Regions from separate parts of the Homo sapiens genome. Here region 1 is linked to region 2. Evidence: read pairs that join two places in POLR2A ChIA-PET (ENCODE). Cell type or tissue: PC-9. All regions are shown on one strand.

The links. Peaks named below come from ENCODE experiments on the same cell type or tissue, not always from the same donor. Only the 100,000 strongest peaks of a DNase experiment are listed, where the experiment ranks them.
Region 1: POLR2A ChIA-PET joins it to region 2 with 8 read pairs; 4 of 35 experiments call an interaction of 5 or more read pairs at or near these places.

What each region holds. Positions count from the first base shown.
Region 1 is chr15:70,322,585-70,326,584 of GRCh38, forward strand. No RefSeq gene overlaps it. Among named protein-coding and RNA genes, the nearest start is that of LINC02205, 180 kb to the right of the region's middle. RefSeq lists an enhancer at 371-890. In PC-9, no CTCF peak of the experiment used is centred here; a DNase peak (open chromatin) is centred at 1,797; H3K27ac peaks cover 1,759 bases.
Region 2 is chr15:70,140,513-70,144,512 of GRCh38, forward strand. No RefSeq gene overlaps it. Among named protein-coding and RNA genes, the nearest start is that of TLE3, 45 kb to the left of the region's middle. RefSeq lists enhancers at 290-793, 561-660. In PC-9, no CTCF peak of the experiment used is centred here; DNase peaks (open chromatin) are centred at 1,849 and 2,539; H3K27ac peaks cover 1,545 bases.

The DNA.
Region 1 (4,000 bases), 180 kb after region 2:
AAGACGTTTTGTTGTTGTAATTAGCCTACATGCTGGTCTTTCCCATTAGACTGGAGCTCCTTGGAGTGGGCAGAAACAGGTCTTACTCTGCCCTCGGTGGCCAGCATGACGTCTGGCACCTGGCAAGGGCTTCAGAAACTATTGTTTCCCAAAGGAATGGAAAAATGAATAGATTAGAAAGCACCTCAGTGGTCCAGGGATCTGTTCCGTGGTGCTTATTAGGATGATGTTGTCCCAGCCTCAAGAGACCTGCTCCTTTCCGCACCTCCACCTCTGTCCCTCCCCTTCATCTTCACGTCATTGGAGAGACATTTCATTTTCCCACTTCCTCAAAACGTTTTGAATTTGGAAAATAGCAATCGTTTAGGAAAATGGGTAATTACCAAAGGCACAATCATGGAAAACATGTAACTCCTTGAGTCTTACTGAAATGTCAAGGACTTGATTAGAGGGAGCCCCGGCCCTGGTGATCTGAAGAAAATATGATCTGTTTGTCCTAGAGGGGAAAGAAGGATCACTCTTTATTTACAAACCAGCCAGGCTAATCCCTTCTGACAATATGGGAAGTCATTCTGCTCTGCCGAAGCACTGTTTCAGGGCTCCCTTAAGGAAGAACTATCTTCTACTCAATTAAAGCAAAGCCTGAACTCGCTTTGACCCCGTCATTCCACAGCCAGGAAAGCAGGCTCCGCTCCTTCCAGCAGGGTGGCTGCCCGGGCTCCAGGCCGAACTCTTTTTCATCAGGATGTCTCAAGCATTTACTGGGGTGAGAAACTGGGGAGTGGAAACCATCCCTCCCTGGTTCCTTCAGCCTGGCCCAGCCTTGGGTGCTAAGAAAGAGAGCTGCCGGAGAGGGAGATGGATAAAGTGTCCCTCGGGCCACCTCGGCCTGCCCAGCTCCTGGGGAGGCCCCAGCAGTCAGAATCAATGAGCAGCCACCAGCAGCAGGTAGGGGTGTCCCTGAAAGGCCTTCAATGCCCCACCTGTTTCCCCTGTCCCCTGCTCTATGTAGGTCAGTGCCTCCAACTCAGACCTGCCTGCCAAGCCCTGCCTCTGTCTGCAGGAGTGAGCAGTACCATTATTTACTGGAGACCAAAGCAAGACAGGCCGCATAGATGATCTTACTGGAAAACCACACACTCAGCCAGTCCCCCCTCCCCTTCTCTTCCCCAAACACCACCAACCCCCAGGGAGGGAAAGAGCTTAGGCAGGCCAACTGCTGTAGGAAGCGGTACTTTAGCTGGGAAGATCATCTATACAGAAAAGCATAATTTTCTTCTTGCTCCTCTCAATTACAAAATAATAAGATTGTTAAAAATCCAATAGCATGAATGTCAATATTGGCAGGGACAGCCACAGGAAATTTAATTGCACAATGGGTGCCAGTTAAAGATGGTATGTGCTCTTCTCGGCTTTTCTTAATTCTAATTAGGATAAAATTTACTGATCTTACAGACTCACAAACAGAGGGTTGTCACTCCGCCAGGAATGGATCCTAACACTCTTGGCTTCCTTTTCTGAGCCTCTTGCCTTTTTTTTTCTTCCTCAAAACATCATCCCTGATTGGGACTTTTAGCTGATTTTGAACATCAGCTCTCCGGTTTCTTTGGCATGTCAGAGGGCCAGATGTTTTTTATTTGAGAGCAAATTGACACATTAAATTACACTGTGCAAACATTAAAGCCAGCCGAGGGTAAACAGGCCGAGATTCATTGAATTTTACGGGTCACAATAATGTTTATGTAATTTAACAAATTCCTGCCCTGCTGCTGAGTCTCTCCAAGAAGTATTAATGTAAGAAAGATGAGACCTGCCCCGAGGCTGTCGTCCCATCCACCTCACTGCGGCCTCTCAGAACCCTTGCCCAGCAGGTTTTAGAGTTGAGTAACTGAGTTCCCCTATGCAGAATTACTGCTTAGTCTGGCTCTGTCTTAAAGACACAGCCTAGTTTCTTCCACATGAAGCCTGATGAAATACTCTTGGTGCTGGACATCTGCTGAGTTTGCCTGTCCGGGATGCCTCCACTCCTACTTTTGATAGTGGCCCTATGATTTTTCTCTAGGAATCATCATCCCATCCCATTTTCAGTTTCCCCAGTTCCTCTGGGGAAGATCCCACTCTCCGGCTCCAGGGATGAGCATGTGCCTCAGGCCTGGTCCATCGGGGCCTTGCATCCCGCCCGTGGCCTTGGTGATTGGTTCAGAGATGGGAACGAGATCACATCTGGGTCAATGAGCATCCACCCCAGGACTTTCACAAAACTGGCAGAATAAGGAGCTCTCTTTCCACCAGTCTTAAGTGGTAAAATGTAAGTTGGGAGCTGCTGGGCGCCATCTTGCCACCAGTTGGAAATGGCTGTTGGGAATGAGGCCAACACAGAAGAAAGTACAAACGGAGAAGGGCACATTCCCAGTGAGATTTTTTGAGCCCCTGGGTCCAATTACAGCTGAAGTCTAACCTGGGGTTTTTGATTGTGTGAGTTAACAAATCCACTGTTTTGGTTAAGCCAGTTTGAGTTGAATCTCTATCATTTTCACCTTTTATTCAACAAAACAAAAGATTCCCCTATAGGTCTCTGTAGAGAATAGGACCTCTCCTCCACATTCCATGTGACACTGGGCTCCATGCTCACCTCTGACTCCCTAAAGCATTCCTAAGACTTCCTCCACCTCCTCTCCAGTCAGGCTGTTCTGTTCCTAAACACACACTGCGTATCTCACCTTGCTGCCACTTTATTTTCCTCCTGTTGCCTGCAGTGCCATTGTCCCCTATCTACCACCCATCCTCTAGGGCCAGGCTGAATTCTCCTTTCCACAAAGACAACTCCCTACCACTCAGAACTCCCTCCTCTTAACTCCCAGAGGGCCTCAGTAAGTTCCACACCTCCTGGCCCTTAATTATATAAATTAAAAGTTATATTAATTATATTAATGTTTTGTTGCTTCTTGTATTGTATGGTTGTGTCTTCTCTTCTGTCTATTTATAGCTAGAAAAATGTCTGGCATAATTCTGGGCAAATGAAATCACAGATTATTAATATTTAAAGGTACCTTACAGATCATAAAAATCACCCTGCCCCCACAATTAGACAGATGAGGAAACTGAGACTCAGAGAAGTGAATTGACTGACCCAAGGTCACACAGCTGGTTTATTGCCAGACCAGAGATAAAATCGCAGCTCAGTGTTCTTTCCACAACACGGAGCTCTATCAATTTGCTTGATTGATTTTCCAGTGAAGCATATGTAGAGTTTGAATTGGGTTGGCATATTACCATATACTAATGGTACTAAGTCAGCACATTCAGAAGAAAGAACAGTAGACTTAAGAGAATCAAAAGGTATGTTTTCAAGTTCCAGCTGGGCTGCACGACCTTGGACAAGTCCTTTCACCCTTCTGGATCTCTATTTTCACAATAGCAAAAAATGAGGGTCTTGAACCAGGTCTGAGGACAAGTACTTTTTTTTGTGAGCCACCTCCCAGTGACTGATGGGGCAGCCCACAGCGCTGCGTGGGAAAGATCTGAAAGTGTATCTGAGCTCAGCAGGAAGAAGTGCTTTGAGTGATCAGCACTGTCTCTCTCAAGTTTGGGAGCCGGGGTCAGGGAATGTCAGGAAGCACTCCAGGTTGTGCTTCTTTAGATGATTTTTGAGGTCTTTCCTACCCTGTCATTTGAGGTCATTTAAGTTGTGGTGAAAATGCAAATACAGAGCTCAGATACAACTTCAGGACCCCCATCCTGTTCTACCAACAGTGGCCTCCCTCTCACACCATGAAACTTCTGGACTCCAGGGACCCACAGCTGCACCCAACGAATTTCACTTTGGCCTGATCTTGGATCCACTGAGCAACAGAAATTTGGGATGTGAATTTGGTGGAGCTGGTGTGGACTAGGTCAAGCAATGAGAAAGGACACAGGATCATGGAGAGAAGTGGATGAGGGGAAGTCGGGGACCTGAGAACTCACTTCTATGTTTGCAGTGTTCAGCCCCTGGTAAGAG
Region 2 (4,000 bases):
TTCTTTCGCCCACATTACCTCCAGCCTCTCTGAATACAGGCCTTGAGAGACCTGAGCATGTATGGGCTTCCGAATGCAAACAAGGAGTGAAGTATTTCAAAACCTGGTATTTCACCAGAAACGGCCCTTCAGAGGGGCCCAAAATACACAGCTCGGTGTTTGCACTTCAAAGAGTGGGAGGCCCAGTCAAGGCTCCAGGCAGCCAGGTCTTCCCTGTGTCAACAAGGGGAAGGAAAGCAGCTTGGCCCTGTCTGGGGCATCCTGAGAAAGGGGTTTTCCGACTGCAGCTGGAGAAGAAGGCAGGGCAGGGAAGGGCTGCCAATCCCCGGGGTGCTTCCTGCAGACGGCGTGGAGACCCAGGGGCTTTCTTGTGAGCTCACAGAGGAACCTTTTGGGGAATTCCCCAATGATAATGACAATAGTTCCCGGTTACTGCCTGTGATATGCTAAGCTCTTTCCATGGTTTTTCCCATTCATCCTGATGAGGCCGGCAGTACCAATCTTCCCATTTTGTAGATTTGAAAACTGAGGCTCAGAGAGGTTTGGATGACATGTAGGTTAATGGCAGAACTGGATTTCAGTGCAGGCCAGCCTGCTGCCAAGGCCTGTGCTCCTGATCAGCATGTAAAGCTCATCCCCTCTCCCTCTAAGGTCACTGAGCCCCATCAGGGTCTAGGCGCTGAAGATACTGAGAGAAACAAAGTACAACCCCTGTCTTCACTGAGCTGCCAGTTAAAAGGAGAACAGCCTCGGAGACCAGTGGCCACCATGTGAAAGTGAAAGTGCTTTGTCAGAGGCTTTCTGCACAGTCGTGGGAGTGGGAAAAGGAAGCACTTGCCTCTTCAGGGGCCCTATGGAAGAGGGGGCCAGCAAGCTAAATCTGGAGAGAAGAGATAGCATTTGCCAGGTGGGCAGAAGGGACAGCACCTGTGGCCAGCCAGACCCTGCAAGCTGTGTTTGTTGTGGTCACTGAGTGGGCCTGAGTGCCGCAAAGTGAACCACTCACTCTGAGGTCTAGGTGGGGCTGTGGAACTTGGAGGATTTTAAGGAGCAGGGAGAATGAGCTAGGCACTCTCAAAGGCTCAGGTAGATGTGGAGGGGGCATGGAGCAGACACAGATTAGCCTGTCCTGACCTCTCTTAGCACATCAGACCCCAAGAGGACCCCGGTGACAATTTCTCAAGACCTCATGACAGCAGTGTGGGTAATGATGACACAGTGGTGGTGTCTCAAATGCACCCAAAACTTATCAGTGTCACTGTTTTTGACAGATCCATCCTTAGCCCAGGCCCAAGATGCAGGCATTTTCACTCCCATGGGACCCACGAGAAGAGTGGAGTGGTTCCACATCAGGAGAATGGGACGCTTTGCGGTGTGAGCCGGGGGAGGCCCTTTTGCTTCCCTCTATGGAGCTCAATTTTTTCAGCAGAAAATGAAGTGGACAGGATGATCCCTGAATTCTGGCTTGAACAAAAGCTCCCGCGTGGCGCTGAAGGTGGAGGTGGTTCGGCTCAAGGAATCTACCCTGTGAGCATGAGGAGTTGAGACAAGCCTGGGCTAGGAGAAGGACACCAGCCCATGACCCAGGCTAAGCTCTGTCATGGGCAGGATGTATAACCACCACAAGTCATTTCACTGCTATAAAATAGAGATAATAATCCCTCTCCTGTTCACTTATGGGCTTACTGTGAACATCAAATGAAATAACAAGCACAGAAGTGTTTAAATTGTAAGGTATGGTGTCAAGTTGAATCATCTTCTGGTTCTTGAACCACAGGGACCATTTAACCCAATTTCCTCATATTCCAGAAGAGGAAACAGAAGTTCAGAGTGGCTGTGACTCGTCCAGTGTTCTCTGTGGCAGAACTGAGACCAGCTCCTAGATGCGATCTCTTCTCTTTAACCACCGCTGTGGCTGCTATGATTCAGAGACCTGACAACATTTTGTCATAGAAAAAAATTCAACCACCTCCCCGCCGCCACCCCCCACCCTGCTGACCCTTGGCATGGAGTATCTCTCTGCCTTCAAAAGAAAAGAAGAAACAAATTCCAAACCCCAAACCCCACTAACTGCAGAGCAGCTGCTTCTCAGGGAAAGCGGCCACCCGGAATGTAACGCGGCAGAAACCGGTCTCACTGCCTGCCACCAAGCAAACGTGGCCTGTTCTGATGGCTCAGTGGCCAATGTCTTCCTGTCACCAAGCTCCTCCAAATCGCGGGGGAGATTGTTTTGACATTTGATTAGCCACAGAGTGTAACTTGTGAGTGCTTGAGCAAGCCGACTCTCAAGCAATGGCATCGCTGAGTGCTTTAGCCTGTTAGAGATACCATGTATCAGGGAAAGCGATGGCGGGCAGGGCTCCAAGAGGGAAGATAAGTGGGCTGTTGGGAGAAATTAATACGAAGAAAGGAAGCGGCGAATGAAGTCAAACGAAAACAGGGTCCTGTGATATCCATGACTCATAAATTTCATTGATACCCAGAATGTGAGTTCCCTGCTCTCCCTCGAGTTAGTAAACTGCTTGTCCTCAGGGTGACCCTGCGGGAAGATTCAGGGGCAGGAAGGAGGTGGGAGGAACAGGCTGGAAAGCCCGCATAACTTTTAGGTGGAGCTTGCACAAAATGCTTTCTCTCCTGCAGGGAAGAGCCTATGAAGATGGCCCTGAGAACAGATGAGTGCCTGCCTAGGGCGTGATTCAAGGGGGAAGAGGTCACCAAAGGAAGGCAGGAAGGTGATAATTGTGGGGGTGGGAATGGAGATTGGAGGGACCCAAGACAGAAGTCACAACTGAATCCTTATTTCTTTTTTTTTTTTTTTGAGATGGAGTCTCTCTCTGTCTCCCAGGCTGGAGTGCAGTGACGCGATCTCGGCTCACTGCAAGCTCTGCCTCCAGGGTTCACGCCATTCTCCTGCCTCAGCGTCTCCGAGTAGCTGGGATTACAGGCGCCTGCCACTACGCCCGGCTAATTTTTTGTGTTTCTAGTAGAGACGAGGTTTCACCGTGTTAGCCAGGATGGTCTCAATCTCCTGATCTCGTGATCCGCCCACCTTGGCCTCCCAAAGTGCTGGGATCACAAGCATGAGCCACCGCGCCCGGCCTGAATCCTTATTTCTTAGCAAGGTTGTTCAGGCCACCCTACTCCAAACTATTTATTGCCATGAGTCCCTTCATTATCTTTAACCACCATAAACCCCCTAATGTGAAAGACTGAGTCTGCCAAATGAATTAGGTTTTGCCGACAGCTCAGACCGTGGAGTTCCGTAAGCCTGCGGTGAGAGCTAAGTCTAATCTATGGGGGGTTCTCAGTAGGATGTTTGACATGTTGGAAACCACTTGGGGACCCCTCTGCTTTCTGCTGGACTCAACTTAGGCTGGCAGCTGTTGATCCTGTGCTGTCACCTCCACCCCTCCCGCCGGTGCCCATGCCTCGGGAGCCATGATGGAGAGAGGTCAGCAGGAAGGGGAGTGAAGTAGTGGGAAAGGCCTGGCCTGGGAAGCTGGGGAGGGGTGTGGTCCCAGAACATAAGGAGGGGGAAGACTAGGAGAGGTGTCATATCAGGGGACTTCCTGGAGCTGTGGATTTGCTAATGCTGCCCTCTCTTCACTCTAAGGCCCTGTCTGTGACATCAAGTGACCTCCCTATATTAGACTCTTGTGTGCAGAAAAGGCTATACCTTTGTAGCCAAGGAAAACCCATTTCAGTGGGCAGGAACCCACATCAGAGTCCGCAGGTAAGCACCCCTAGTAAGGCTAAATGAGGAATAGATTGGAAGATCCAAGAGATCTGGAAAAGGGGGCCTTTTATGAACCTTAGACGCAGGAACTGCCATTGCCCAAACCCAGCTCCAAACCCAGCTCAGCAGGATGGGGCCTCCCCATACTCCACCCCAAAGCCTGCAGTGGAAACCTCAGAACTGACCTTCCAGATTGACCAAGTTGGTAGTCTTAGCTCTAGATTGCACCTGAGGAAACTGAGGTACCTAGAAGTCAAGTAATTT